Regions from separate parts of the Homo sapiens genome. Here region 2 is linked to region 1. Evidence: chromatin loops called from intact Hi-C (ENCODE). Cell type or tissue: IMR-90. All regions are shown on one strand. Links, peaks and the distances in the headings refer to the core of each region. The heading gives the core; the rest is flanking DNA. Region 1 holds the start of ARHGAP20 (Rho GTPase activating protein 20). Region 2 overlaps LOC105369489 (a long non-coding RNA gene).

Region 1 (16,638 bases), core at 4,633-12,632:
TAGTTCCACCATTGTGGAAGACAGTGTGGTGATTCCTCAAAAACCTAAAGAAAGAAATACCATTTGACCCAGCAATCCCATTACTAGGTACATACAAACAGGAATAGAAATCATTCTATTGTAAAGACACATGCACATGTATGCTCATTGCAGCACTATTCATAATAGCAAAGACATAGAAGCAACCTAAATCCCCATCAATGATAGACTGAAAAAAGACAATGTGGTATTAACACATATACACCATGGAATAGTATGCAGTCATAAAAAGAAATGAGATCATATTCTTTGCGGAGACATACAGAGCTGGATGTGATTATCCTTGGCAAACTAACACAGGAACAGAAAACCAAATACCAAGTGCTCTTACTTAAAAGTGGGAGCTAAATGATGAGAACACACGGACACATGGAGGGCAGCAACACACCCTGGGGCCTTTTGGAGGGTGGAGGGTGGGAAGAGGGAGAAGATTGAAAAAAACAACTAATAGGTACTAGGCTTAATACTTGGGTGATGAAATGATCTATACAACAAACCCTCATGACACAAGTTTACCTGTGTAACAAACCTGCACATGTACCTTTAAATTTAAAATAACAGTTTTTAAAAAAGAGAAAATTCATTGTGTAACTAGCAGTATTGCTGATGGGACTATATTATCACGTTAACTATATTAGTACTAACTATATATAGTATATATATACCAAGATATACACATATATATATAGATATATAGATATATAGATACCAAGATATATATAGAGAGAGATAGCATAGATATAGATATAGACATTTTGGCCCTGCCACTTATTGATTGCGTTACTTTAGAAAGTCCCTTAGCTTCTCTGAACCTCATCTTCATATTTCAAATGAATATAATAATACCTACCTTTTTGGTAACAACATACTAATACAGTTAGGACTATATTAGTACATTAATTACATAGAAGAAAAAATTAAGAAGGAATTTAGGAGTGTTTCTTTGCAGAATATATAAATGATTTTAATATACACATTTTATAATATACATTATAATTGTCACATGGGCAGTATTTGCAAAATCTGTTTGACTCTGGAACCCTATTTTGTAAAGCATCGTAAGGGATTCCTGTTCCCTATAGCACACTTGGCGAAATATGCTTTAAAGTAAAAAATCTTTCAGAATGCCTGTATCTAATTTCTTATCTCTCTTTTATTTGATGTAAGCATTTTAAAATAGTGCTTTTTAAAATTATCAATATCATTTTTTGTTATTTTCTATTGAAAATATGCAACAGTTTATTTTTACTTGTAACTTAAGTAGGATTTAAGGAAAAGGATTGAAGTCTTATATTTTTGAGAGTCAGAACTGGATTGGAATGCTGCTCTACCACTTATTAAGCTGAACAATCTTGCACAACTCACTAAATTTACTCATGGGACCAAGCTCCCTAACTCTACCATATCAGCACAGACAATAATCAACCTTGCAGCAAATATGGCAGTGAATTAGGAGTATGGTTACAAGGGCTATTTCCACAAATCTCTGGAGAGGATTACAACATAAACATAGACAGAACTAACAAACATCCAGGCAATCGAAATGCCTAGGAAAAACCAAAAGGAAAAAGAAAAGAAACCCAAAGTGATTTGTGTGAGAGAGAGAAGTGTCACATTAAAGAATGGGCAAGAGCATGAGGCATGCAGTAGACAATAAATGATGAATAGTTAATTAATTTGGTCTGGTTCACAGAGCAATCTGAACTTTGATGGAAAACAGACATTCCTCCTCCTTGTTGCTGTTTCTTGTTAAAATATCAAGTTACTTTGTAAAATACATTTTTAAAATGATGAGGCTAAGCCTCTGACCAGCAAGCAAGCTGTTCGTGGACTAAGGAGGAGGGTTTGGGGTCGTATTTAGTTTTATGTCACATGAAAATGAGTGCAACACAATTTATGATGCTCTCCAGTTATAAGGAACAAAAAGAAGACTGTACCATCAAGTCTTAGTAGTTAAGAACATGGGCTTTGGTGTCCTGGGTCTGAATCTGGCTCTTTTGCTCAGTAGCTATATGATCTTTGACAAGTGGCTTAATATCTCTAAGTACATGGCTCTTCATTTGTATACTGGGCTTAAAAATACAAGCCATTAGAGTTGTTTTTGAAGATGATGGTAGTGTATAAAGTACTTAGAACAGTGTTTAACTGCCAAATTTATATCTCCCTATCCTTCAAAGTTAAATACCAATGAATGGCAGCTATTATTAATACTGTAACACTGTTGATATTGTAAGCATATACGTTTTGAACCCAATCAGATCTGAATTCAAATCTTGGCTCTGCCACTTATTGATTGCGTGACTTCAGAAAGTCACTTAGCTTCTCTGAACCTCATCTTCATATTTCAAATGAGTATAATAATACCTACCTTTTTGGTAACAATGAAGTATGTAAGGTATACCTAACACATGGCAGGCACTCATCAAATGCCAGTCTGCTGTCTACCACTTTCCCTGGAAAATAATGTCCAGATTTTCACCATGGAATCCAAGGTCCTTCACAGTGTGACCCCAAGCTCTTTTTCCAGCCCTCACTCCAAACACCCTCTCTCTTATACTCCCTTTTCTCCTTTCTTCCTCCTCTCTGTTCCCTAACTCCAGCCTATAAACTTCCTCTCTTATAAATGGGATTATGTGTTTTGAGGAAATAGCCCCTTTTGATATTCCAATAAAAGAAAGAGAAAGAGAGCTCCACATTTGGTCCTGAGAATTACTTAAGGTCAAAAGCTCTCTTATATCAAGGCTCATAGTCATACCCGAGAGCTGAGCCATTGGTGCCCTCAAATGACAAAAAGTCACGAGGCTTTCTGTGTGTCACTTAGACTGGTTAGAGAAGCATCTAGGCTCTACACAGCTGTCTTCGTACTCTGCAGAATTGAGGGTCGAGGAAGAAGCTTGAGTGCAGGTCAGAGATAGGCAAGAATTCATGTCTGAGATGCAGGCAGGAAGATGTGATAGGACCTTTGTGAGTGTGGATTGAGTACTGAGAGTAATGGAGAGCCACTGAAGGTTTCCAGGAGCACACAGACGTGCTCAGACTGGTGTTTGAGGAAGATGGAATATGTGTTATTGCTTAGAGGAAGGCAAGGGTATAAGCAAGGAGACTTTTTGTTATTATTGTCATTTAACCATTTTTAAATGTACAGTTTATTGGCATTAATTATTCACAATGTTGTGCAGCCATCACCACCATCCATTTCCAAAACTCTTTTCTCACCCCAAACAGAATCTCTGTAATCATTAAGCAATAACTTACCCCTCTCTCCCCCAGCTCCTAGTAAACTCTTACCTACTTCCTATCTCTATAAATTTGCCTATTCTCTAGAATATGAAATATCTATATTTCATATGAATGGAATCACACAATATTTGTCCTTTGTATCTGGCTTATTTTACTTAGCATGTTTTCAAGGGTCATTGATATTGTAGCATGTATCAAAGCTCCATTCCTATTTAAAGCTGAATATATTCCATCGTATGTATATACCACGTTTCATTTATCCATTCATCTGGTGATGAACAGTTGAGTTGTCTCCACATTTCGGCTATTGTGAATAATGATGCAATGAATGCTGGCATACAAGTATCTGTTTGAGACTTTGTTTTTTACTCTTTGAGGTATATACCTAGCACTTGAGTGGAACTTCTGGGTTATAAGGTAATTCTGTGTTTATCTTTTTATGAATCACCAAAGTGCACCATTTTTTATTCCCCCAAGGAATACACAAAGGGGGAAGAAAACTCTTTAGGAAAAAAAATCGAGTACAGAAATTTTCTGTGGGTATGGCTGCAAATAAAAATGAAGGGAAAGATCTCAGGTTTACAAAATAAGAGTAAAGAGAACTTGGTGGTCAATTGTGTGGTCAAATGAGAGTGACTGGGCTGCAGTGGGGTGAGAGGCTGTTGAATAGGTTTGAAGATAAAGCAAAATCTGTCATTTTCACAAGGTTTTAAGCTTCAGCTACTGAGGAAGATGATGGTGGAAGTTACAGAGAACTGGTAAGGGTCAGGGAAGGAGATAAGGAGTTAATATTAATTCAGCCTTAGACCTATTGGAGTTTGACGTGTTTACGAGGCATACGTATTAGTCTGTTTTCACACTGCTAATAAAGACATATTCAAGACTGGATAATTTATAAAGAAAAACAGGTTTGATGGAATCACAGTTCCACATGGTTGAGGAGGCCTCACAATCATGGTAGAAGGCAAAGGAGCAACAAAGGCATGTCTTACATGGTGGCAGGCAAGAGAGCGTGTGTAGGGAAACTGCCCTTTAGGAAACCATCGGATCTCATGAGACTTATTCACTATCATGAGAACAGCATGGGAAAAACCTGCCCCTATGATTAAACTACTTCCCACTGGGTCCTTCCCACAACAGGTGGGGATTATGGGAGCTACAATTCAAGATGAGATTTGGGTGGGGACACACCCAAATCATATCAGCATATAAGTGAGTCAGTTTGGGTGATCAGTAGGGAGGTTTGGGAGGTAGTCAGGGAAGTAATTAAAAAGGACTCAGTTGGTATTACATGCAAGGAATGAGGGCAAAATCACAGAGGCTTCCAAGGGCACCAGGAAGAGTGAGGGTGAATCCCTGAGTGTTTCAGGGCTGGAAGAAAAAAGAAATAAGACCACAAAATTATTTGAGAAGGAAACCAGAAGAAAGACATGTTAGTGATTTTTAAGGAGTGAGGAAGAACCCAGGCCATGGTCTTCCCCATCAACTGCTCTCTCACCACCATTCTCAACTCTCTTGCATTATTCTTCTTCATCACACTCAGCTGGCATACCTTCTCCTTGAATGAATCCTTGAAGAGAAACCATAGGCTGTGTAGGCAGTCCATTATAAATTCATGGCTTCATACTTCAGCTGAGCCCTCAATACAAACTTATCCTTGCTTATTCTCATTCTTCAGTGTCTGTTTAGAACATTCAACTCTCCTCCAACCCTTAAATTCGCCCTGCTGCCCAATACCAGCAGAATTCACTGATTCACAAACGGAACACACATGTTTTGAGTTCCTAGCCTCAAACTGTATTCAGTGCCTATTTTACAGAGAAAATAGAACACATCAGAAGAGCTTTCTATCTTAGCACTCATTCTTTCCTGCTTTCCTATTATGATAATGAAAGCACTGCTCTTGCTCTGATCTAGGCTAACTCCTCTATCTTTGCCCTAGAGGTCCCATTCCCATCCCATTGGTCCCAGTGTCTTCAGCTTCTGGGTCACCCCTAATGTCTTCCCATCACTATTTAAATATACTCATGTCTACAGTTACACCCATATGGCTTCCCTCCAAACTCCTATCCTCTTCAGCTCTCTCTCCTCCCTGTCCCAATCATACTTCCCAAGAGAGTTGTGCACATTCACTGTCTTCACTTCTTCCTCTCTTCTAAATCCCTGGTCCATTCATTTCACTCAAGCCTTTCCAGATAAACTCATCAATGACCTGCTGGTTGATAAATTCAGTAGATATTTTTCAGTCATCTTTCTTGACGTTACTGATCACTTTCTTCTTCTAGAAACACACTTCCTTCTGGCTTTGTTTTCCAAGTGAAGACTAACATCTTGCCTCACTCTTAACAGATCTGCCCTCTAATTTAGTAATAAAATAGATCCCATCTTCCTCTGATAGCTCCTGCCCTTTCTCATATTCATTCTGGGCCAAGCTTCTTGAAAGAGTAGTCTCAACTTTCTCTCTTCTCGTTATACTTTAGTCTTTACCAGCTTACTCTCTTGCAGCGGAAGATATTGTCGACCGTTTCTGTTCCTGAAAAACTCTATTACTTTGGCTTACTTTTTTTAAAAAAGCACCCACTTTGTGTTTCTCATTCCCTGGCCTCTTCTCTATGTCTCTTGCCACTTTTTCACCTTCCATTGCCTTATTTGTTTGTAGTTTCCCAGAACTAGGGACAGTGATGACTATGAGAGTGCATTTTCCTTAGGGTTGTTTTGAGCATTTAATGAAATAACACAGCTATGAGTCAGTTTTAGCTGACTGGCTCCTTGGAGAAGTTGAGTTTAAATGTTGTTAATTTCTTGATTTTTTTTTTCAAGAGAACCCAGAATTCTATTTGAAATATTTTGATTTTTAAGGTTAGTAATAAGTTTGAAAAGAAAGTGCATATGTTGAAAAACAAGCCAGAATTCGCCCAGATGGCCATCAGTTTGCAATCACTCATGTAGGGTATTTAGATAGCAGTGAATGATTCTTGTGTGCATCTTGGGGTTTGCAAGGACTATTTCTGGGGATTCATCTTGACTGTACCCCAAGCACCTGGCACGGTATCCTGCACATAAATATCATTGAATGAATGAGTTTCATGAACATCTTTTTTATTTTTTAATTAACAAACAGGGTCTCACTATGTCACTCAGGCTCAAGTGCAGTGGCACAATCATAGTTCACTGTAACCTTAAACTCCTTGGCTCAAGCGATCCTCCTGCCTCAGCCTCCTGAGTAGCTGGGACTACAGGCATGTGCCACCACACCCCACTATTTTTTTTTTCCTTTTTGTAGAGACAGGGTCTTGAACTTCTGGCCTCACACAATTCTCCCTCCTCAACCTCCTAAAGTGCTGAGATTATAGGCATGAGTCACTGTACCTGGCCCAAACATTTCCTTTTATAGTTAAATTTCTTCACTGTTATTTAATCTAATGGTTGGCAAAACCTTTTGGTTTCATTCTTAGTTTCTGCTAAAGGTCTGCTATTGGCATTTCCCAGCTGTTAAGTGTTGCTATTCCTAGTAGTTTGCTTTAAGATTTGTTTCGAAATATTCTGGATACTTTCTGCTTTTGTCAGACATAGGTCATCACACTCCCTTAACTGTCTTATCATTTTTGTTTTCTGGCACCACCCTTTTCTACAACATAACATTCCTAGTGCATGGAAAATAGTTTCACAGTCTAATGAATAGTCCAGAATTGTTTCTTTCCCATCAGAGTATCTTCCTTAAACTGTACAGCATAATAATGGAGATGAAGATGGTTGTTTCTAATATTGCATCCATTCTTTCAAAGGTAAGACATTGAAAAAAAATTCATTGAGAGCATACTTGTGTGCCTGGCATAAAGAAGAAAAGACAAAATACGATCTTCTATTTCAAGGCAAGTAAAACAGATGGTAATGGTATAATGTAATATGTGTTATAAAGACAAAGAAATACACACAGGAGAGGCAGTTGGCCACGTGGCTAAGAACACAGGTTCTGAAGCAGACTTCCCATGTTCTAAGCTCAGCAAGACTACTTACTAGCTGTTTGAGCATATTACTTAATATCCTTGTGGCTTGGTTTTCTCATCTATAAAATGGGGTAGTAAAAGAAGCTACCTCATAGATTATAAAGATATAACTAAATTAATGTGTGTAAAATGCTTAGAACAGTGTCTGGCATTAAGTAAGCACTCAATAAATGTTACCTGTTACCCACAGGTACTCACTGGCATTAAGTAAGCAATCAATAAATGTTACCTACAGTGGATGCCCCATGTGTATGGTTGGTGTGTGGAGGTAGCTAGATAAGGAGAAATAAAGTCAGGAAGATTTTTCTAAGGTAATTATTGATTCAAATCTGGGAGATTTATTTCCTCAACAAATATTTACTGGGCATTTACTATGCACCAAGTATTAGATATTTAAGTGTAAAGTAATAGGGGTTGGAAATATAGAAGGAAAACTTCCCACGCAATGCAAACAGCAGGTTCAAAGTCACAAAGATGTGAGAAGGCAAGGCGAGTTCTTGGAAGGTGACTTCTTGGCGAATTCAATGTGACAGGGAATAGGGTGAGAGTTGAAGAGGAGCAATAAATGACAAGAGAAATAAGTGGAGGCAAGGATGTCTGTTTATAGGCAGTCTTGCATATCATACTATGGCATTTGAAATTTATTCTGTAAACACAAGGAGCCAAAGAAGGGTTTAATCAGGGGAGTGATGTGATCAAATTTGTGTTCTTAAAACACGATTCTGGTGATAGCATTAATCTGAGCAAAGTCAGTTTTCTTTAGGTATGGGACAGTTTTCTATGCAAACCAAAACTAATGGGTTTTGAAGTAAAAGCACTTAAAAATTAAGAAGTAAGAGTGAGTTTTCCAAATCTGCAGTAAAATACTACTTTGATTTGGAACATGTAGTATTGATCACAGATCAAACCTGTGCAAAAAAGAAGATCACAAACAGAAACATGGGACACTCTGAGTGAAACAACCAACTCTACCAGTCTGGCCCTTCTAAGATCTATCTCATAACCCTTGTATGCCTCATTAATTCCCTTAGCAAACGAACATTTATTGCACCAGACACTGCTTCAAGCACTTGGTATACGACAAAGAACAACAATAACAACAACAACAACAAAAGCCCACAAAAGATTCCTGCCCTCTGGAAGCTTGCATTTCTCTGAGATATAGATAATAAACACTAAACATACTAAGTAAATTACATGATATATTAGAAGGAGATAAGTGTTATCGAAATAAAACAGAGTAAGGAAAATTGGGAGCGTGCATTTATGATAGGAACCAAAAGAGGCTAACGAGTTGTAAGTGGATGATTTCAGCAAGGAATGAAAGGAACTGCAAAGCCCTCTGCGTGTAGAATTCATGACAAACTCTATGGTGGGGGCAAAGTCCTGTCGCTGCACATGGGTCTCAGCTGCAAAAAGAGAGTAGCCATGAAAAACTGTGTGTGTATATGCACACATACATAAACACAATAATAGATGATTTACAAATCATACATGTGATTTATACGTGTGTGTGATTTATACGTGTGTGTGATTTATAAAGCCTATGTAAGCCTACTTTAAACAGTGTGAGGTGGACAAGGCTTAAAACGGGCTGGAACATTTTCCCCCTATTATTTCCACAATAAACCATTCCTGGGCATGGTGGTGATGTGTGCGCGCGCGAGTGTGTGTTGGACAGCATCCCTTCCTTGGAACAGAGCCGGCCAGAGCCCTATTCTTCTACAACCTGTCCTAATAACAGCCTAACCTGGCAGGAACCTCGATTTTTTTCTTCTTACCACAAAAGCAAACCAAACCCCTTCCACAACCTAATATCATAGCGTGGTGTCCTTCCTCACTAATCCGCCACTGCTTCTCTAGTCCTGACTCCAAGGGAAGAATGCCATCTACCGAATCATCCGTACCAGTCAACCAGCCCCGCAAAGTGCAGCAACACTCAGCTCAACGCGGGTCAGCTCCAAATCCTCTCCCTCTGATTATTCTTTGGCCTTTAAAATATTTTTGCCTCTATTTGGGCTGACAGGAAGTTATGCTCTCGGCGCAGATATCTGATAAACACTTCCACATATTGTAGCCTTCTCAATAGCTTAGCCAAATTTCGGCGTCCTCGCTCTGTCTGCATTTTCCTTCATTGCTCTTTCACGTTTGGAATGCCCCCGTCTCTGCAGCCTGCAGACAGCGGAAACCGCGGGTGCAAATGTGCAGGGGCCGCTGACATGACCGGCTGCAGAAGCCCACTCAGGGTTACCCGAACAGGCTAGCGTTCGGGATTGCACAAGAGGTCAGGCGATGCTGTGGGCTTCCAAATTTGTACAGCTGCGACACTCTGCGACGTGCCACCCTATCCCCAGTGGGGTGGGGTGGGGGATTCCCTCCGCAGTCCGCTGAAAGCGAGGCAGGAATCACTGCAACTCCTCTGCTCAGGCTGAGGTCGCCACCGCTCCGCGGATGCACGCGCTGCAGGGGCGCCTTCCGCCGCGGGCACGGCGCGGGAAGGGATGGGGTCTGGTGGGAGTGGGCAGGTGGCGGGAGAGGCGCGTGTCCGTGCACTAGAGGCCCCCGTGCGTGACACAGGCCGATGAGCTCCTGCGGGCTGCACCCACGCGGAGTCACAGACCGAAAAGGTCAGCCGGTGGCCGGTGTGCTAACATATATAGAGAGACGCCCGCCAGGCGCGCCGCAGGCTGGGACGAGGCTAGGAGGGCCCAGGCTGGAGGAGGGCTGAGGAGGGCTGCGGGGGCGGGCCCCGGCGCAGGGCGCCCGGAGCGGAGGGGGCGGGCCCGAGGCGGGGCGGGCCGCGGCGCTGACGGGCTGTCGCCGCTGCACTCGCCTCCAGCCCGCGGTGTCGAGCGCAGGCGGAGGTACATGGCCCCGACGGGAGGCGCGCGGCGAGCACCCGGAGCTCGGCTCCCTGCCTGAGCACGGCAGCCGCGCCTCCGCCCGCGCGTCCTCGCCCCTCCGGCCGGCAGCCCGCGGACATGATCGTGTAGCCTCCTCCTGGGCTGGGATTTGTTTGAAGATTTTCTTCATGGAAGCGATGTCCCCCCAGCAGGAGACTCTAGGGGGACAGCCGGGGCGCTCCTCTTCCCTGACAGGAGTGTCTCGGCTCGCGGGAGGCAGCTGCACCAAGAAGGTGAGGACGCTGAGCGGGGGCCCGTGCCCTCCGCCGCCGCAGCCCCCACTGCCGGCGCGCGCCCTCCGCGCCCGCCACAGCAGCGCGCTAGGCGGACGCCGCGGGAATTTGACGCTCGAGGCTCGCGGCCCCTAATGAGAGTCCCAGAACACTTCCCGCCCTTGACGGCCAGCGGCAGCGCCGCCGCCTCCCGCAGAGCGCCCGCTTCTCCGTTTCTAGAGCCTTAGTCTCTCCTCGAGCGACCTCGCAGCCTCCCTCCCGTCTCCATCCGCCGCCGGTTCTGCAGCCCGGCTCCTCCCTCAGTCTAGGCGCGCGGGCTGTAGTGGGCGATCGCCTTTCCCCGACCCCTCGCCGTGCCCCTGGGCCTCCCGAAGTGGCCTGGGCGAGCACTGACTGCCCTTTGGCGGTGTCAGCCCCAAAGTCAGGGCCGGCGATGTCTGCCCGGGAGCGGCAGCCGGCGCTGAAGAAGGTAGGCAGCGGGGCTGCGGCGCTGGTGGGCTCGGCCCCCTCACCTGCCCGCCGAGGCGCGGCTGCTCCATAGCAGTTTTCGGGGGGCAGATATGGGGAGTACTGCCCCCCACACCAGGGTCCTGGATGATTCCGGGTCTCCCAGGTGGGGGTCACAGTTTGAGGGGCGACTGTGGATGATAACGCTCGACACTACGGGGACATGTAGGTTCGGCTGGGCCTAGAACCGAGCAGGGTGGGGGCGGGTGGGCTGTGGTTGGGGGTCCTGAGGGCTGAGGTGGGGGACCTTCTCCCTGCACTGGTCCCTGGCCCCTGGGACTCTGGCCGGGCTGGATAGGGATCCGGGTGTCGGTGTGGGCGTGGGGGCAGCGCGTGTTCCCTGTCAAAGCTGGGAGAGGGATGCAGGTGACAACTTGTAGCGTTCCATTCCGATAAACACGGCCGCTGTGCTGCGGGAGGATTCCGATCCGGGTCAGGTTTCGCTGGAACGGTTCCCTGAGCAAGTGCACGTGGGCCGCGGGCTGCCGGCCTCTGCCGTTTCGCTCCCTGAGGAATTGATTTGGGTGTTTCTAGCCCTGTCTGCCTGTCCCCCGCCTCCCCACCCCCGCTTCCAGCATAAGACTTTCCGATATTTTGCCTTTTTTTTTTTTTTTGCCTTGTCTTAGTGGTGCCCTTCCAGCTTTTCTGGAAACAAGTTGCGATTAGAGGCATCTTCTAGCTTTTCCTTAAGAAATATCTTAAGGGATTGCATTTGTTTCATTAGAGACTTAAAGGGGTTACGCAGGTTCCCTGCTTGTCTTGATTTTACTGCCTTTCATAAATCTTCCCACCAGGATCTTAGGTTGGCTAGAGGTCAGTTGAAGAGAGGTGATCGGTGTGCCGAGTATAGAAATGTGTGGGAGTTCCCAAGGACCTTGACCGTGTCACGGAGCCATCTAGGGGTGTCCGTGAACTTGATGATGTATGGGCTGTAGTGCCAGCTCAGCCTTTGATGTATTGAGGCTGCGGTTTGTCCTTGTCGCTTTTCCCCTTCGGAGATGGAGGGAGTGTGTGTGTGTGTAGTCAAGTCTTCCCAAATAAAACGTGAATTTATCAGGCTAGCCCTACATTTACTGACATAAATTTTAAAACTTAAAGCATTTTATTTTTGTAAACGTAAGGAATTGGAAGAAAATCAAAGATTTATTTTTCTGAACAGTTTTTTCTTTTTTTCTTTTTTTTTTACTAAGGGTATAACACTGCCAAAGGGAGGAAGCATTAAAGAGGAGCTTTATTATCATTTATCAAGTAATACTTGTCCAATAAATGAAGGGTTGCTTCGCTCTTTTCCCACATTCTTTTTACTTATCATAGCCACCGTCCTTAAGATGCTGTCGTTTGTTATGAAACTTAACAGGTTCACACATTAACAAACCAGTACCTACCTTTCCAACATCGTTGGGAAGATTAAATGTGAAATTCAGTGAATAATGACATATAATAGACATTTAATAAATGTTAGCACTTACTGTTTGCAACATCCCTATATCTGTAATTCATACCTTTGTGTCCCAGTTGTTCAAGCCAAAAATCTAGGATTCGTTTTCAACTCATTTCCTCTCTCTGCACCAACCAATCCATCAGGGAAGCTATTGTCAATCCGAACGTGTCTTGAATTTCTCCACTTCATCTCCACTGTTGCCAGTGTAGTCCAAGCCAAGCCGCCATCTCTCACTTGTACCTTTGCAGAAATGTCTTAACTTGCCTAACACCTTTCTTGCCCTTCTTTGATCCAGTCACCACTTTGCACCAGAATAATCTTTTAAAATGTAAATTAATCATGTTGCTTACCTGCTTAAAATCCTGCAGTGGCTTTTCATCCATTTATAATAAAATTCAGACCCCTTTTTCTTGGCCCTGTCTACTTCTGCCACCTCATCTATGCATCCCCCCCTTGTTTGTGTATTCTCCAACCACATGGGCCTTCTTCCTCTTCATATTTCAAGTCATCAAATTCATTCTTATTTTGAGGCCTTGATGGTGTTTCTCTGTGCTTCAGCCCCAGGTCTTTGCAGTCCTGACTTTCATATTATTGTCAGATCGTAGGTTCTAGCAGAGGCCTGCCATTGACTACCTAAGTGGAAGTGCTCCTCAGTCATTCTCTATACCTTCTGCTTTATTGTCATCTTAGCATTCATCCTGGCCTGATATTTTCTTATTTACTTGCTTGTTATCTGTTACCCACATCTGTCACCAGATTGAAAACTATGATAATAGGGACCTTATCTGTATTGCTTAGGGCTGCCTCTCCAGCACCTAGAATAGTGTCTGCTATATATTAGATTTTCCGTAAATATTAGTTGGGTTATGTACAGCAGTGAACAGGACAGATATGGCCCCGTCCTCAGAATTTATGGCTCAGAGCAGGGTCAGCAAACCTTTATTTAAAGGACCAGATACTAAATATTTAAGGTTTGTAGGCCCTTTGTTACAGGCTACTCAGTTCTGCCATTATAGTGCTAAAGCAGCCATAGACAATGAAGAAATGAATGGGCATAGCTGTGTTGTAATAAAACTTCGTTTAGAGAAACAAGTGGTGAGTCTCTGTGGTGTAGTTTCCTCTCTCCTAATTAGGGGAGAGTAGTGCCACTGAGTGGTACATTGTGTAATGATGGAACGCCTTTATCTACAGTGTCCATTCAGTAGCCACTAGCTACATGTAGCTATTGAGCTCTTGAAATGTGGCTGGCATGACTGAGAAACTAAACATTTTTTAACAGCTTCATTGAAGTATAATTGATATAGAATAAACTGCACATATTTAAAGTATATAAATTTAATAGTTTTGACATATATATACGCTTGTGAAAACATCTCCACAGTTTAGCTAAGGAATATATTCGTCATCCCCCAAAGTTTCCTCATGTCCCTTTCTAATTCCTTAATTCCCTCCCCATTCCCAGGCAACCACTAATCTGTTTTCTCTCACTGTAGGTTAATTCACACTTCCAAAGATTTTTTGTAAATGTAATCATACTTTATATTCTTTTTTTGTCTGGCTTGTTTCATTCAATACAATTACTTTGAGGTTTATCCATGGTTTTGCGTGTATCGATAGTTCATTTCATTGCTGAGCAGCATTCCATCATGTGACTAGACTACAATTTATTTATCCATTCATCTGTTGATGGGCATTTGGATTATCTCCAGTTTTAGGCTATCACAAAACTGCTGTGAACATTCATGTATAAGTCTTTGCATGGACTTCATTTTGGGGGAGTAAATACTTAGGTGTGGAATAGCTGGGTCATATTTTAGGTATATATTGAACTTTTTAAGAATCTGTCCATTGTTTTTTCCGAAGTGGTTTTATATTCCCCCTGGCAGTGCATATGAGTCCACCTACTCCAAATTTTCACCAGTACTTATTATTATCTGCCTTTTTGATTACAGTCATCTTAATGGATGTAAAGTGGTATCTAATGGTTTTGATTTGCATTTCCTCAATGATTAGTGATGTTGAGCATCTTTTCACGTGCTTATTTTTCATCCATATGTTATCTTTGGTGAAGTGTCTAAATATTTTGCCCAATTTTAATTGTGTTTTCTCCCAGTCTGTGACTTGTCTTTTTACTTTCTTAAGAGTATCTTTCAAAAGAACGGAAGTTCTTATTTTTGGTGAAATACAATTTGTCATTTTTTTTTTCTGTAAGCTTCTTAATTATAATCAACTTGAATTTAAATCTAAAGAGCCACATGTGTCTAGTGGCTACTGTATTGGACAGCATGGGTCAGAGGAAGAGACAAAAAAAAAAACAAAAAAATGAATAAATGGTGATAACTGTTATTAAAGGAACAAACATAACCCCGAATTAGACAAATGTGGTTGTTGAGTTAGATCATTCTGCATTAGGGTGTTCAGGGAAGGCCTTTTTTAAGTGTCCCTTAACTCTCTTATGGCTTAAAAAGACCATGCTATAAAAAGAAGTGGGAGCATTAAGTTCAAAGGTCCTGAGGTAGGTATGTTTGAGGAGCTAGCATGTAGATGCTGTAAATGAAGTCAGTCTCTTTATTTTATAGCCACATTTATTATTTTAATCTCAAGCAGAATTGCCTAGCTAGATCACTCACTTTTACTCACTAGTCAGAGGATTTCATTGTTTCCAAAAATCAAATCCACTCTCAGAAGACAAAGATTTTTCCATCACTGAGGCACTTCCAAAGAATATACAATAAATTTGTACAGTAATTCCTAAAAATTGAATTCTAAAATGTAATAGCATATAGATAAAGCATAGATAATACTTTAAGTTATTCTGGAATAATACATCCTTGAGGATATCCACATTTTCACGGAATAGTTTTAATGAAGTGGAAGCACATATTAGAATCATTTTAGTTAGGAATGATTTGTATCAGACTCAAATATTCTGACCTTTTGGTTTCATATGCTAATTGAAAAATCTTTAAATAGGATGAGTGTTGGAATGGGGGAAAAGAGACTTATAGGCCCAGAAAGCCAGGCAAGGGAAAATAATTTTAAAATAGCTCTAACATTTTTAAATGTAGCAGCTGCTGTTGTAAACTTCATTCTGCCTTTCCTTTCTAATTCTCTGGGTCCAAATCTGTTTATAACACCTCATGGTAGAACACCCCCAAGGGCTAACTTGGACCATGTGTGTGTCTTATACTGGGGCTTGAATTAAACATCTTAGTGAGTAAGCTTTAGTTTTACTCTTCAATACTGAGAAAAATATTATGCCCATAGTTAAACTAGTATCCTACTCAATTCTTATCTGGTGTTACTCACAAAATGAATTGCATGAAATCAGATACGTGAGATTGTGTTGGCAGGGAGGGTCCTAGAATTATAAAAATAAAATTAGATTAATCAGGAATGGCCTCTGTTATCCCTCATGTGACCTCTGAACTTCTGATTGGGCTTTGTTTCTTTGTATGCAAAATGGGGTAATGACCCCTATCCTGCACCTCTCACAAGGTTGGTTTTTATGGGTCATGAAAGGTAAATGGAAACACTTTGCAAAAGTGCAGGAGTTATTAGTATATCTTGCCATGTGAGAGTAGGTGTAAAGCAACAAAAGGAGTTTGAGTTTAAAAAATGTAACATCAGAACATGTACATGCATGTGAATGCATACCATCCTTTAAAGCAGTCATCATTGGAAGCCATAAATATCAAATATCATGAGGAGGAACTTGAATAAAAATACAAGGGTTGGCTATAACTTATAGAAGAATAAAGAAAATTTAAAAACCTCTTTAAGTGAATGCTGAACTATATTCAAAACACATCAATTATATGAGGTAGGTGTTAATTTTTTCCTAAAGAAGGAACCGAACCATATCAAGGCTTCAGTGTAGTAAGTGGCAAAACTGGAATTTGAATCCAGTTCTTCCAACTCCATTTCTCTTTTCAACGAGACTATCACTGCATTTGTTATTGTTTGTAACATAAGATACAGGGGAGAGTAGGTTTAAATTATATATAACCAGCTGAGAAAAGTACAGTTGAGGGCCTTTTCTCAATTGAAAAAAAGAGTATACATTCTTTGGAGAGTGGCATTTCTACCCTCTCTGTCTACCATTGAATGTTATGTTCACTGCTACCATTAGGTAAATATTAGGTAAACATTGACTTATAGTGACAATCAATGACACAATCACTGGTCTAATTACTTTGGTGATTTTTATGCCTTGGTGTCTGACATTTTCAGATGTTTTGTATAAGGCAGATGTACTTCAAGAGCCC
Region 2 (16,638 bases), core at 3,230-11,229, 290 kb before region 1:
CTCTAATTTTTCCCACCCCACCTTAACCAAGGCGGGTTAGTTACCCTTGGACCCGTTCCCAAGCCAGGGTCTCTTCCCTCTCTTGTGAGTCTTTCTGGCCCTCTGAAGTCATACAGTCCCAGACTTTTTGTTGTTGTTGAGTTGTCTAAACCAATCAGCTCATTCTGTAAATATTGAGAGTAAAACCAGACATGAAGTGACTTGTATGAGGTCACACAGCTAGAAGCGGCAGAGCTGGGACTTGAACCAGGCAGGTCTCCTGGCTCCTGACAAGTGGAATGGCTGGGAACTGTGATTCTATAATAACTCTAGAGACCAGCAATAGGACATTGTCCAGTCCGATCACACTGGCAGTTTCCCTTAGACACATCATGGGAGAAATCAGAAAGGCAGAAATCAGTCCGGAGTGCTCCTTCCCATGTATCTAAAACCCGAAGAGTTTCACCCTGAAGACTGGGTTAAATTCTTCTATGTGCTCTGTTACAACTAAATTTTTCTTCTGTAACAATTCCCATATTTGCATAATTATTTGCTTACTATCTGTTTTCTCTAGTAAATGAAAAACTACATGAGGATGGGAGGCCACGTTAATCTCATTGCTGGCTAGATACTTGTATAGTGCCAAACATGGTTCACACATCAATGTTTGGCAAATGAATGATGGATGGACATTCTTTAAAAATATCAAGTCACTCCCCTCTTGCTGTATGCCTATTAACTTGTGTGTATCTTCAGTCTCGGTCCATTTGCATATGATCATTAGGGGCCAGGAGAAAGAACAAAAGGTCCTATACTGACTAGAGAGAGAACTTTTCTCTATGGATTTAACTTTTACTACACAAGTAATGCACACTTGTAGAAAAATTTTAAAATATAAATAAGTAAAAAGAAGAAAATGAAAATCACTTGTAATCCCACAACTATTACTATTTGGTTACAAAGTCTCTCAAACTTTTTTCTTAAAAACTTATAAAAATGTAAATCATTCTCTACATAATGTTTTGCAACTTGATTTTTTCACTTAACAATGTATTGTGAACATATTTCAACATCATGTAATATAATCTCCAGCATATTTTTAATGACTTCATTGAATATCATTAAACTGAATAAATGATGTATTTAACCAATTCCTTATTGGTAAACATTTATATTTTTCTAGTTTTTTTTTTAAACCATAGTATGGGCCATGTTGTAGCAAACTGTCTTGTAACTAAACCTCTGTGCTTATCTATAATTATTTCCTTAGAATAAATTCCTAGAAATTGAATGACTAGATCAAAGAACATGCGTGTTTCAAACTTTTTAAAAACATGTTGTCAAATTGGCCCCAAAAGTTTTAGGAATGCATATTCCCTCCAGCAGGGTATGATGGGAGTCTTGGAGAGAAATGTTTAATCTAGAGTCCTTCCCCTGGCTCACCTACTTGCCAATGAGTTTGGCTGGACCATTCCGTCCTTTTACTGTCTTCAACCAAATAGGTGCAGTGCTCAGTTATCAGCCATCTATCCTTGCATGCCTCTCTCTTTCTCTCTTCCCCAACAGATTTCAATTATTTTCAAATGGTTGCATATATATTGGAGGTCCTACTTAATGAACAAACTCAGTGTGCTGATGTCTCTTCAACCCAGATGTCTCGCCCTTCCCCTCACTGGAAGGAAGCCCCACAATTTCATCAGCAAACAACATACATTCACATCTTCCAACATATCAAAGTTTAATATCCAATTTAGGAAAATGAAAGTTGCCATCTTTAGAGGAATGGGAGGAAATCTTTTCATAAGAGCAAGGGGTGGTTACTGGTGTGGGCAACACCTTTCACTGAAGGTTCAGCATTGAAAGAAGCTGCAGAGTCTTTGCAGGTAAATATTTCCTCTCAAAATGTAGCAAACGTCTTTTGCTTAATATATAATTTAGCACTTACTCTGAAATTCTTTGCCTATAGTACATCAGTCACCACAACAAATATCAAAAGTAGATATTATTATGTCATTTTACATATGAAGAAAATGAGGTTTAGAGTGATTCATTCATCATTCAAGAATATCTACCGAGTGCATAGCATTACATTTAGAAACATGGAAGTTATTGGTGGTCTTAATAAGAATGCTTTCACTGGAGCAAAACCCTGATTTGAATGTGTTCAAGAAAGAGTTGGGAGAATCTAGAGACAGTAACTATTGTATAGATTGCTCTTTCAAAGAGTTTTGCTATAAAGGGAAAGGGAGAAATGGGGGCTATAGCTACAGAGGAAAGTGGAGTCAAAAGAAAGATTTTTAGTAAAACGGAATAACAGCATGCTAGTATGGGAACAGTTTGAATACAGAAAAAAAAAATCCTATGATGCACGAGAGAAAGAAGTGGCAAGGTTTGCTCAGCTGAGAGCAGAGTGTGTTCATCCACATTAACAGAAATGAGATATAGGGAGATGGGTAGAGGCGGAAGTGGGAGTTTGTGGAAATTCTCTCTTCATTTTTCTCGGGAAAGCAGGAAGCAAAGCCAGTAATTGAGAGGGAGAGTGGGGGTAGGGGGTTTAAGAGAACAGAGGACGTATGAGATCCTCAGCTAGGAAAATGAGACAGTGAACTGGCTAGGGAGGCAGAGTGGTTGCCAGGCAGCAGAAGGCACAGCTGAAGATGGTAGTCATAAACTTAATGAGACTAGTCAGTAAGATTATGTGTTTTTCTCCAAACATGTCCAACGCTACAGGCTCAGGTGAGGAAGAGGCAAAGAGGTGGATGTAACTAGGTTTCTCATTTAGCCAAGCAAATATGCCAAAGGAGAGGGACAAGGAAATTAAAAATACACTCAAGAATTACTGAATGGCCGTGGCGTTTTTAAATGAATAATGAATAAAAGGAGGCCATGCAAGAGGTAAGGGATGGTGAAACACTTGTATAGATCAATAAAACAAGATCTTGGTAGGAGTCAAAGTGTTGTTGAACTACTGGTGGTGGCAGGGAATTGGCAGGTAGAAGACGGTAGTGAGAGAATGGGATAGTTGAAATTGGGAAATGGAAGTCAATTACGTTTCTCAAGGTCATACAATGTTATGTTGCAGAGCTGGGAGTCAAACTAAGATCTCTCTAATCAAAGAGCCCACCCCAATATTTAAGCAGTGCACTCAGGACAGAGTGAGAGAGGCCTTAGTTCACAGAGGCACAGTTGGCTTTTGTGGTATCATTCATGCAAATGAGACCTCATGGCTTTCTGTGGCAAATATTTATAGCACCGCATGAGAATGGTAATGTAAAATTTCTTCTCCCTTTCTCCTCCCCCTCCTACTTCTTACAGAAATAGTAACTGGTTCAGATGGGCTGGGCTGGTTCCATGGAGAGCATATGTTTGCTGATGAGGAGAAACAGACAAAGCCAGCTAATGGGAAAACGTGGGGTCCCTTATGAGTTCGGGGTTTAAATATCAGTTTCTGGTGTTTGTGCCTGTGTGGTTTTCTCCATGAAAGTGATCATTATCTTTCTAGCTTGAGATCTCCCCTGGGGGTGCTTGGTGAGGGCACCCACCCTCTTTAGATATTAACCATTCTCTAACAGCAAAACCACGGACAGGTCTTGTGGTGTTATATGTGGGGCAGAGTTAAATACAAAACAGACACTGAGGCACATTGAAATCGTGAAGCCGACGACAGCCCAGGAATGCAGAGATTGAGGCCCAGTCTCCTATGCGACTGCTGACTGTAAGAATGTTAACTCTAAATTTCCTGAATGTTGTCAGATCACAGCAGGGAGTCATGCATCCTCCCTGTAACATTCTCTCTCTCTGTTCTCTTTCACACACACACACACACACACACACACACACACACACACACACACACACATCATAAAGCCTTGAGGAATGTGTTCAGGATTTATGCAAGCTGTGTGCCTGGAGACCACATACTCTGTGAGAAAAATAAAATCTCTAGTCCTGAGAGATGATAATGATCATTTAGATTAGAACCATAAAAAGGAAAGCCATAGGATTTACTCTTACTGTGAATCTTGGATATTTCTGAATTGCCACCTTTCAAATGATGACATAATTTTGTCAGTGCTACTTCTTTCCCCCTGGTTTTCTTGAGTGACTTAAGCAAAGGGCCAACTGTGTGTTTCCAGCATAGAGCCTGGCACATGGAAACTGCTTAAACAAATGCTATTGGATAAACCTAATGGTGGCTTAAGGTCATTACTCAGGGGTGGTTGGTGATCTTAGACTCCCCTACAAGTTCCATCAATCTCCTCTTCAAGTCACTCCAACTGAGTTTTTTTAAAATATGAGTTTGCAATGTAACCATAGCTTCCAAGAGAATTTTCTGGAAAGAAAAAAAAAAACCACCTCCATGTTGCCCCAACCAGATTGTCATCCCGAAGACCCCCATATACAGAATGCTGGAGCTGTCCCCATCTCTCTTATGACCATTCCTTCCTCCCTAGTAGGTAATGATGGCTTGCCTGAGATAATCCACACTGGTGTACAGGAGTGATGGGTCTTACACCTAATAGCTCTATGACATCTTGGAGGCAAGTTTCTGAACCTTAATGGAACCTAGGTTTCCTTATCTGCAGAAAGGAATAAGAATATCAACATCCTATAGTGGTTTTCAAGAATTATTATAACGGATGCATAGTACTCAATGAGAGGTTATAAGCAATATCCCTCATATGAAATATAGGTCCAATGGTAATTCTGGATGAATGTTGCCTCTTTCAAGGAAAATATTTTCATTGTATCAGGGACCTAGTGATTGTAACAGACTCATAGTGATTTCCAGGAGGGAAATCTCTGCTTTAATTGAGGGTGCTAACAACATAGTGATAGTGGGAGTGAAAGTTTTAATGATGGTTTTTAAGTGAAGCTCTTCTTTCACACTATATTGGGACTGATTGTTTCTGGTGGGGTTTCAGTGAGTGGAACTTTCTGTGAGCCTCAGAGTCATAACCAGTGGGGTCTGCACAAAGAGGGGCTTGCCCTTCATTGAGGCTACTGGCTCTGTGCCTTCCTGAGCAATACATGATACCCCCATTGGGAAGGCAGTCCTGTTATGTCCAGGGCACTTCTTGCCAACAGGAGGCCCCTCCACCCTGGGATAAGCAGAGAGAAGAACCTATGCTTTCTTTAGGCATGCACAGCATCCTTATTCCAGAGGTTGTTGCTCAGTGACATACCAGACCAGAACTCCCTGAATCAGGCACCAGGCTGTGAGCAGACTTGTAGTTTGAAAAAGTTATGCAGGTGATTCTGGCATGTTTTCTCACTATAGTTCCCCTGCCCACAGCTTTACTGACACTCACATCTTCCATGCCACTTGAGAATCAATGTTCTGTAGTTGACCCGTGAACTACATGGACTGAACACACAGGTCCAATACATGGATTTTCCTCCATCTCTGCCACCCTTGAGACAGCAAGGGTGTCTCAAGACACCTTGAGACAGTAGGTACATATGATATGCTACCTACTAAATATGGGTTAACCTACTGTTTATGTTGTCAACAAGGCTCTTGGTCAAAAGAAGGCTAGCAGTATTTAAGTAGTAGTTAAATTAGTAGTAGTTAAGTCAAAAGTTATATGTGGATTTTCAGCTGTCTGGTGGGCCAGTGCCCATAACCCGTATGTTGTTCAAGGGTCAACTGTTTTATTTGGCTCAATTCTGAATGGGCACACTCTTCTTGAACAATTGTACAAAATAATAATCAACAATGTCATCAATGTGGATTGACTTTGTACAGTTTCTCTTGAGTACCTGAATCTGAATATAATTGCTATGTATTTAATAATTTTCTGTGCTATTACAGTTTAACCCTAATAAAATCACATTAAGAAGGTTTCCCCAAAGAGAAAATCAACTTGACAAAAAATTCCATAAGCCAAGGGTCAATATCGAATATTATGGCTACCCAGGGCTTGAAGTGGCATTATGTCTAGCCCAGCTTGTTGCCATTTAGAGTCTTTCCCTGATCAGGAAAACATACTGGACCTAAAAAAAAAAAAAAAAAAAAATCCCTTCTTAGACACCTAATGTTCAAGGAATTAGTAGTTTCCCACCCCATTTAACTTGTTTCTACATATCATGATCTAGAATGTTCTTTTATGAACCCCCGATTCCACCTCTAATGATAAACTGAGGCAAAAAGGGAGGAGAGAAAGGGAGGAAGAGAAATGTGGAGCAAATATACAATTCTTAAGCACTTATGATGTGCCAAACAGCAAAGAATGAGTAATGGGACTCATCAAGAACCTACTGTCTACATGCAGATTGTAAGTGCTGGCAATATTGCCCTTATTCTTTACGAGATTATAGTCAGTTTTCATCGGGTAACTGAGTGCCGCCAGTTGTCATAGCAGCAGGATTGGATCAATTAGTAATTGAAAATCAATGTAAATAGTTACATAACATAATTTTCTGCTATTCTAGTGAAAAACAATTACTATAAACATATCGCTATGCTTGGACATTAGGAGGGATTCTCACCAAAGGAAACATTGGCATGACTGAAGCATTCACATGCACTGGGCTCATGTTTGAGTCACATCCAATCCTCATATGACTCACCATTGTTAGCAATCAGAAAATGAAGGCAGCCTACTCACATCTGGATTCTGATCATTGGCTCACTATGGAAAGTGCTGAAATGTCCTTGCTTTGGAATAAAGAAATACAAGCCAAGAATAAGGGGACGAAGGCCCATTGTCAACTTCAAAAGACACTCTTAGTATCCTTACGATTCTTTTGCTTTGGACAGTTTGGATGATACATCCTTTTACTCAGGAACTAGAAGTGAGCAGCAGGAAGTGAAGGCCTATTTGGGGGACTTTAGGACTTGCTCCAGAGGATGAGCAGTTATCATGAGGGAGAGAAAGTTTGTGTTGCTGGTCAGCAAATACCAAGTGCTTCCTTTCTATTCTCTGGGACAAAATCATCATTGCACCCTTCCTTGGAAGCATGTTGTGGCTGGTACTGCTGGTACCCTTCACATATCCCCCTGGGTCTTACATTTCAGTGCTTATAGCACTAATTTACAATTTGGGGCACGTTTGCCTGAGAGCTTTCTCTGACTTCTAGAGACAATCTGTGCACAGCCATGGAAGACTAGAAATGCTGATTTGCTACTTCGGAGAGCCATCAACCAATACCTGATGGAAATGGCAAATGAATTTTCCTACTTTCTTGCCCCTTGCTGGGGTGACTCTGAGGCTCCTACTTTACAGTATCTCCTACAATCCTCTAGGAGGATGAAGCTTCAGGTGACTACGGCAGTTACTTGCTTCACATTACATTCTTTATGGTTGCCTTCTCTTCTCCAGCTCTACTGGGTTTCCCTGCCAGTGTTTCCTGGGTTCACTTCCCAAATAAACTACTTGCACTTGAATCCTTCTTTCAAGGTCTACTTTTGAAGAAACCTAGACTAAGACTTATCATACTTTTTCTTTTCTCATCATGCATTTTCTTACTTGGTCTAACCAGAAGCTTAGATAATTAAGATCTCTTGATCTTTGATCTCTTGATCTTGATAAACCAGTGTTGAAAATCTAAACACTCACAGAGATGCAGCAAGTTACCTAAATGGGAGAAGTGAGCTGGATAGATATTATGCTAACCAGATGGTACATACTCTGTCTCAAAGAGCCAGCTGCAACTCAGCCCCAGCCAATTGTTGCCACATGGAAAAGTGGGCCCAATGTGGTCACATCGAGTTTCTCATGAGAAGACCGAAATCTAGATTTTTGTGTAGCATCTCTTAATATGTAAATATTGGCCACAAATTCAGATGCTTTTATAACACTGAGCTGGCCAAATAAAACACATCTGTGAGCCATATTTGGCCCAGGGGCCACCAGTTTGCAATCACTATTACAGAAATGCAACCCTTAGCAGGAAATTCACAGATAACATTTAAAGCAACAAGGGTTGCAGCACTTAAAATGGATTTTCACAGCCATTATCACATCTCTTTTAACAGAGCCCATCCTCAGCCCACCCACAAATGGCTGTATCCAGCACTGCATATCTGCTCAAAAAACAAAAGCGACCCAAGTGGAGAGAGAAAGCTAATCATGGGCTTGGCATCTGATTGTGGTCTGGCTTAATACATTATTCTTAGAGCCAACTGGAAAGGAAACCACCACCCAAATCCGTCACGACGTGTGCTATCACAGTGAGTTTAAATTGGGTGGAAATGTTGTGAGTTTAATAAAATAGAACTGCTGAGATGTACATATATATCCGGGTTTAGCGGATAGCTTTTCCAAGGGCATTGTGATGTCAAATATGTTTGGCAGGTTCAATTCTCTTAGCACCCACATTTGCACTGTTTGTAAGATGGGGGTGATTGGAAGCACATGTGCTAATAGTAACTATGCATAATGTGTGAAATTAAGGAAGTGTGGAAGTTTCACTCATGGTCCTAAGCTAACCCTTTGCAGTTGTGTGGGGGGAGAGGAGCAGAGAGTTACATCGTTTTTCTTCTTCTTTTAGGAAACAACTTGAAGCTTTTAGCCTACCTTTCATTTTGCCTGTGGAAACCAAAATGCACAAATAATAATTAAGACCCTGGAATCCCATCTCTGCCAGTAGGAAAGATCAGTATCAAGTGGCGCTTTTAGGTCGGGTGCAGTGGCTCACACCTGTAATCCCATCACTTTAGGAGGCCAAGATGGGCAGATCACTTGGTGCCAGGAGTTTGAGACCAGCCTGGCCAACACGGTGAAAGCCTGTCCCTACTAAAACTACAAAAATTAGCTGGGTGTGGTGGTGCATGCCTGTACTCCTAACTACTCAGGAGGCTGAGGTGGGAGAATCGCTTGAACTCAGGGGGCGGAGGTTGCAGTGAGCCGAGATCGCAACACTGCACTGCAGCCTGGATGACAGAGTGAGACTCTGTCTCAAAAAAAAAAAAAAAAAAAAAAAAAAAAAAAAAAAAAAAAAAAGTGGTGCTTTTAGTTCTATGTGTCTACCAGCCACACCCATATGTAGGAAGGAATAAGTTCTAGAGACCTAATGTACAGCATGGGGAGCATAGTAATAAATATGTCATATACTTGAAATTTGTGGAGAGAATAGATTTAAATGTTTTCACATGCACAAATGGTAACCAGGTGAGGTGATGAATATATAAAATTTCAATTTGTCAATTATATTTTAATAAAGCTGTTGGAAAAAACAAAATGGAACTCAATGATATGCTATTGATTTAAAAAATAACTATTTTGAGAGAAAAGGGCTATTATCAAAATAACTGAGCAGTACTCTTCAAAAGTGTCAAGGTCATAAAAAACAAGGAAAGACTTAGAAACTGTCATGGATTGGAGAACACTAAGGAGGCATGACAAGTAAATGCAGTATGGGATCCTGAATTGGATCATGGAATTGTAAATGGACCTTAGTAGAAAAATATGGTGAAATCTTAATAAAGTCTATAGTTTAGACATTAGTATTGTACTGGGGTTACTTAGTTCTGATAATTGTCCTATGGTTACATAGGACATTACCATAAGAAGAAGCTGAGTGAAAGATATATTGGAACTATCTGTACCATTTTTATACTTCTTCTGTAAATCCAAAACTATCTCAAAATTCAAAAGTTTTTTTTTGTAAAGATTGTTATAAACAACATGGTGGTGCTTGGAAGGGCTAAACAAGGTAATCATCACTTCTTACAAAATTTTGCCTTAGTAAGCTTTTGAAGAAAGAGGATCTCAGTATGCTACATGTAATAAGTAGAATTGTATTTTAGCTCTATTTTATAGGTATATAAACTGAGATTCAGAGACCTCTACTTGTCAAAGTTTACCCAGCTAGTGAGTTCATGGATAGCAAGGTAGGTGACTAGTAATTCTCACTGGGAACATTTTCTTGGCCCTAAATGCCTTATGATAGTGATTCTTACACACAGGGATAAATAAAAATGTAAAGGAGACAGATATAAAAGACAAAATATGCACAGTATAAGTAAATGTAAGAATTTTTTGAATGATCAGATGCTATCTCAAATTAGTGATAAAAGCACATGAACATCTTTTCATGTACTTATTTGCCATTTGTGTATATTCTTCATTGAAATGTCTTTTACATATCATCCAACTGAATTATTTTTTTCACTGTTTAGTTTTAAGAATTCTTTATATATTCCAGATACTAGTCTTTTGTTAGATAGGTGGTTTGCAAATATTTTCTCCCATTCTATTCAAGAGTATTAGAAGAGCTAAGTCTACATTTGAAAAAAAAAAATCAAACAGAATCCTACCTCCCATCATATCTACCATCCCCAGTGTATGAAGAGATTGAGTTAAAAGTGAAAAACAAAACCATAAAAGTGATAGAAGAAAATAGAAGGTGGCTTTTACTATATAATCTCAGTGTGTGCTATATATTTTTCTAAGAACTCTAAAGGCAGAAATCATAAAAGACTGCATGGATTTACCTAAGGTAAAAGCAAATGCATTTTTATCTCCCAGGAAAACTCCTCCCTGCCAGCATACATAAACCATCAAGCTATCTGTTCCTTTATAGTCACATTCACTTCCCTCCTGCTGCCTCCGTCCTCTCCTTAACCCCTGGTAATCACTAATTTGTTCACCACTACTGTAATTTTGTCATTTCAAGAATGGTATATACATAGGATCATACTATATATAGTCTTTGAAATTGGCTTTTTTCACTCAACGTAATTCTCTAGAGATTCATCCAGGTCATTGTGTTGTATCAATAATTCATTTTTGTTGCGGAATAGTGTTCCATGGCATGGACGTACCACAATTTGTTCAACTGTTCACTCATTGAAGGACATCTGGGTTGTTTCCAGTTTTGGGGTGTTACAAATAAACCTGCTTCAAACATTTATTCACAAGGTTTTGTGCACATAAATCTTTATATCTCTGGGATAAATTCCCAGGAGTGCAAATTACTGGGTTGTGTAGTAGTTGCATGTTTAGTTTTTAAAGAAATCATGAGACTGTTTTCCAGAATGTCTATACCATTTAAATTCCCAGTAGCAACCTATGAGTAATCTAGTTTATTTGTATTTCCTCCAGATTTGGTGTTGTGTGTGTATATATATATATATATATATATATATATATATATATATATATACACACACACACACACACACACACAGAAGAATGGCTGAAATATATATATATATATATATATATATATATATATATATATATATATATGGCTGAAGAATGGCCATATATGTATATATATATTTCAGCCATTCTTCTGGTGTGCAGAGATTGTGTGGTTGTGTGCAGTGATTGTGGTTTTAATTTGCATTTTCCTGATGGCTAATGACGTTGAAAATCTTTTCACGTGCTTATTTGCCATTTTCATTGGCAAATATTCTTCACTGAAATATCGTTTGCCCATTATCCAACTGGATTTTTTCATTGTTTAGTTTTGAGAATTATTTATATATCCTAGATACAAGTCCTTTGTTAGATATGCGGTTTGCAAATGTTTTCTCCCATTCTATATTGTCTTTACATACTCTTAACAGGTTCTTTTGCGGAGCAAATATTTTACTTTTGATGAACTCTAACTTATGTATTTTTCCTTTATGGGTCATGCTTTTGGAGTCAAATCTAGGAAATCTTTGCCTAGCCTTAAACCTTCAAGATTTTATCCTGCCTTTTCTAAAAGCTTTATAGTTTTACATTTTGAATTTAAGTTTGGGATCCATTTTGAGTAATGTTTTTTGTAAAGTGTGAGACTCAGTAGAGGTTTCACAATTGCTTTTTTTTTCCTTCACCACTTGAAAAATATGGTGCCATTTACTTCTGGTCTCCATGGTTTCTAATGAGAAATCCACTGACATTTGAATTATTTTTCCTGTGTAGGTAAGGTTTTTGTTTTTTCATTGGCTGTTTTTGAGACTTCTTTTTTAGTTTTCAAAAGTTTAATTATGATGTGTCTAGGCATTGATTTATTTAGGTTTACCCTGTTTGGAGTTTGCTCAGCTTCTCAAATCTGTACATTTATGTGTCTTGCCAAATTTGAGAAATTTCTGCAGTTATTTCTTGGAGTCCTTTTTAGACACACTCTCTTTCTCCTCCCTCTCTGGAACTCCACTGACATGAGTGTCAGAGCTTTTGTTATAGTCCCATGGGTCTCTGAGGCTTCATTCACTTTTTTCAGACTGTTTTCTTCCTATTGTTCAGATTAGATAATTTTTATTGTTCTATCATACAGTTCATGAATTCTTTCCTATGTCTCATTTATTATAGTGTTGAGCCCATCCACTGAGCTTTTTGCTTCCATTGCAGTTTGTTTCAATTTTAAAATTTTCACCTGGGTCCTCTTTACATATTCTATTTCTTTGATAAGACTTTCTATGTACTTGCTGAGGCTTTCTACTTTTTTTCTTCCTCTATTCCAAGCGCGTTTATAATTGCTTTTAGAACCATTTTATAATATCTTCTTTAATATCTTTGTAAGGTAATTCTGACATCCCTGCCAATCTGTTGGCATTTATTGATTCATTTTCCTCATTAGTTTGAGATATTCTTGATTCTTGGCATGATGAATGATTTTTTTGTTGAAACCTAGACATTTTCATATTATGACATGAGACTCTGGATGTTATTTAAACATGTTTTAGCTGATATTTTCTGGTACTGCTCTAGCAGAGGAGGGGAGATATCATTTCATTACTGCTGGTGGGGGTTGGGAGTTCCAGCTCCCAGGTGGTCTTCACCACCACTGCAATTTGAGTGGCCTCCTTGTTGAGTAATGGTGAAAGTCTTGGTTCTTTTCCCGGCCTTTTCTGATTATCATCCTGGAAAGGGTAATGGTGTGGCTCATTACAGCCTTGCAAGGGTGGAAGTCTAGGCTCCCCACTCAATCTTTAAAAGTCTTATTATGTTTGTTTTATGCATAATGCCCAGGGGTTTTAGTTGTACTTAGTAGGAGGAATATTTAATGTACTTCATATTCTCAGATGTGAACCTTCCAATATTATTTTTATTTATATCTATTTTTAGAGGGTGACCTTGGAAGGCTGGAAATTTTTTAGAAACTTGAGTTGCATTATTTCATTTATTCTCACAGCAATCCTACAATAGAGGTAATGTCTTTTGAGTTAGACATGAGTACTCTTTGAGATTAAGCAAATTGCCTAAGATCAAGCAACTAAATGATAGACCAGAATTCTAACCCAGGTCTCTTTAAGAGAGGAGCCCAAAAAATGTCTGCAATCTCTGGGCCCTGACCTGGCCCTGGCACTTTCATTATCTTCACTAAACTTTATGAAAATTACAAATATGTGTGGGGTGTGTGTGTGTGTGTGTGTGTGTGTGTGTGTGTGTAAAGCAAAGGTGGGGATGAAATTCCCATCAGCTGGTAAGGTGAGGGGCAGTACTAGCATGTGAGAGAACAAAGTGCCTGGAAGGTAAGGGTACCAGGAGAACCTGAGTCCCTCAAGAATTCACAAAGACTCTGGATTTCCACAGGCTTGGAAATTGGAAGCAGGGTAGGTGTGCCGCCTGTTAAAGGCATTTTTTGTTTGTTTGTTTTTTTACCTAGATCTTAAGGACAATCCATTTTACTTGGGTGAACTCTGATTCTCTGAGGTATGAGAATGAGACTGGAGGGCTATATGTGTTAATTAGGGGAACTGAACAATCTGATGATCATTTCACTCTGAAGGACAGAGCAACTTGGCCTAGGTCACACCTAGTAATGTTAAAAGCCAAGAAAATAACTCATGCCCTCTGTCTCCTTATTCAACGATATTTCCAGTATAAAAGGATAGACTCAGGACTTCTTTTGTTGCTCAAGGGTAAAGATACTGGAACTATTATTTGACCTGAATGAAGAGAAGAAAATGTACTCTGCCTACTAGTCATTTACTCATCTCTTTTTAACTTGGAATAACATGATTACATCTGATGACCTAAGCTTCTCTAGAATAGATACATTCTGTATGTTCAGGATGAAATTTGGGTTAGGACAGATTCATTTAGATTTCCCATTCATCATTTCATTTGTATATGATTTCTCCAAGAGTCTTTTCAACGTTTCAAGAGCACAACTTTGGAGTCTGCCCAATCCTAACCCACTAGGAGCAAGTTACCTTTCTGCAATACTTTAGATAATATGGTTCATCGACTTTTCCAGTGCAATGGTGAGACCATGAACCAGAGTCCCATGACTTCAATGGTGAGTTCCAAAGGCAAAGGCTAAAAAAAATTTGCTCGAAAAAGCCATTATCTGGGGATCGTTGCTCTTTTTGAACAGAGAGTGACCTTTGATTTCATGCTGTGCTCAGTCCTTTTACAAGATCATTGGATTTATCAGTGGCTTGAAGAAGTCCAGTGTTACTTCATAAAACACATGTTGCAAATAACAAATTCATAAGGAGGCAAGAAGAGATTTTATTAATTGGATCGGTAAATCAAACATTGTAATAAAGTTGTTTTCAATATTTTGATTGGAAAGAAGCATCAGAGCTGACAGACCCAGCCTTCTGGAATCTATTTAAAAGTTTTAATGATCTTGTTTCAGGATTAAGTTTGCCTCCTGGTTCCCAGCTTTTGTCCCTTTCTAAAGTGACCAAATTTGAAGAGAAATATCAGATGGCATAGGCCCTGCAGCTGTACTCTGTAAGTCACAGCTGAAAGTATCACTCTTGTCCTTATCCTGTCCTAAAAGGACAGGACATGTTCTCTTAGGACAAAACTCAAAGAAAAGGGACAAAAAGACCTGTGCTAGGCCCAGTGTAGGAGGAAGAAATTTCTCTTGATCTATATTCTTTTAGAATATCTTTTCAATTTTGACTTCCTTCCTTAGTTTCGGCCTGTCATCTCTGCTGAACACTGTCAGCTATGTGCTAGAGACATGTTCTTCACTGCCATGTACTTGAAGTAAAAAGAAAATGCCAGTTTGGCTTAAAAGGACCTTGATGAAGCAGTAAAAATTATTCATTTTATTAAATCTCAACTCTCGATTATGTATCTTTTTACTATTCTGCATGGTGAAATGGGATGTATACATAAAGTATTGTATGCACACTGGCATATACTAGATCTTGCAAGGTAAATCACTGTGTGATTGGTTCTTTCATAGTGAGCTGAACTGGCTTCTGTTCATGAAACATAAGTTTTATTGGGAAAAATTACTGATAGACAAACCATGATTTTTCAGACTTGGGTGTTTGGTGTTTGCTGTTTGCTCAAAATGAACCACGTGAGCCAGTCATTTCAGGGAAAACAATTGATAACCATTGCCAATGGCAAAATATTGAGCTTTCAAGAAAAAAATTAGAAACTTGTATTTTCCGCTTTGAGCTTGAGAGCTTCCCAATATTTAGAGACTTTTCTGAGGAGGTTGTTGGTAATACTGAAAAATGGTGCTTTATATATTGAATAATACAATGTATTATTTTAAGGGTCTGTATAACTCAATGAACCAATATTTTCCAAGAGATCAATGCATAATGTAAAAACATCATTCATGGTAAAAGATCCATCACAAATGCAAGATTGGCCAATGGATTTAAATATAACAGTGCAAAGTTTCATTAATATATTTCAGATTCTACATGGCAACTAACCTCTAAAAGCTGTCCTTGTTGAGTCCTTCTTTTTCTAATGACTTATTTGTATAAAGTCAATTTTCTTCGTATACATTAACCAAAACAACAGATCACAACCAATTCGATGCAAAACCAGAAATACAAATCCACCTGTCTTCTATAAAACCAGACATTAAAGAGATTTGCACACACACACATACACACACACACATGCTAATCTTCTCACTGTTTGGTTTGTTTTCAAAAATGTAGTTATTGTTCATAAAATATGTATGTTAACATATGTTTATTGCTCTCCTTAAAATAAATATTTTAAAATATTGTTTCAGTTTCTAATACGATGAACTATAGCTAGATAGAACCCACATAAGTACAGCTCTTTGAGGTCCTCAATAATTTTTTAAAATATAAAGGGATCGTGAGACCAAAAGTTTGAGACCCACTGCTCTAGATCATCTCTTTGCAGTTTTTTTCTTACTTAGTTTTAGAGAAAAAAATAGTACAGTTATCTTTAGGGGGGCTATTTGGGATTTGTTAATTCTATCATTTTTCTTAGTTGTGATAGGGAAGGTGTGGATAATTCCAGGAGGCATGCTGGTGTTTGTCTACTCTCCAGGCAGCAGGATTAGAAGCAGAGTGTGGCTCCCTCAGGAAATCTGCCTGGAGGCCTTGACAGTGGGCTCGAACCAAATCAACTGTTGAAGGAGTCTGGCACAGAGAGCTCACTCATTTGCATTGTTTGGTGTGATTTTCCTGGCTTCATACTGTGAATCTACTCAACAAATATCTTAATTCAAGAAAAAGTCACTTAGCACATACCAGGTGGGAATCACAGTGCTTTTGGGAATACCTGTCAAATAAGCTATGGCCCCAAATCAGCACAACCTATCAAGAGAAACAAATAATAATAGCAAACTTGTCTGTGGTGCCAGGAGTGATTGGAAATGCTTTCCTTCTGATATTTTCTGATGTAATCCTCACAACTACCATATTTTAGAATAATTCCTGTTTATCAGAGGAGAAAGTGGAGGTTTAGGGAAGATTAGCATCTTGCTCAGCATCACACTTAGCAAGCTGCAGAGCTGGGAGAAGAACCCAGGTGT

What was found. Hi-C counts contacts between places; a loop is a spot of excess contacts. Peaks named below come from ENCODE experiments on the same cell type or tissue, not always from the same donor. Only the 100,000 strongest peaks of a DNase experiment are listed, where the experiment ranks them.
Region 2: a loop joins it to region 1, with 4 times the contacts of the local background. A loop is called at or near these places in 2 of 110 quality-filtered maps.

The regions. Positions count from the first base shown.
Region 1 is chr11:110,705,911-110,722,548 of GRCh38, reverse strand. It overlaps ARHGAP20 (Rho GTPase activating protein 20), which reads left to right and starts at 10,112. Exons shown (of 15, transcript NM_001384657.1): 1 at 10,112-10,422. The coding sequence starts at 10,318. RefSeq lists silencers at 10,001-10,160, 10,181-10,240 and enhancers at 9,764-10,265, 11,248-11,893. In IMR-90, for the core only: a CTCF peak has its summit at 9,178; DNase peaks (open chromatin) are centred at 5,988, 6,828 and 10,128; H3K4me3 peaks cover 3,031 bases; H3K27ac peaks cover 2,937 bases.
Region 2 is chr11:110,992,340-111,008,977 of GRCh38, reverse strand. It overlaps LOC105369489 (a long non-coding RNA gene), which reads left to right. Exons shown (of 3, transcript XR_948009.2): 3 at 7,961-8,150. Among named protein-coding and RNA genes, the nearest start is that of LINC02550, 97 kb to the left of the region's middle. In IMR-90, for the core only: no CTCF peak of the experiment used is centred there; DNase peaks (open chromatin) are centred at 3,837 and 6,527; H3K27ac peaks cover 825 bases.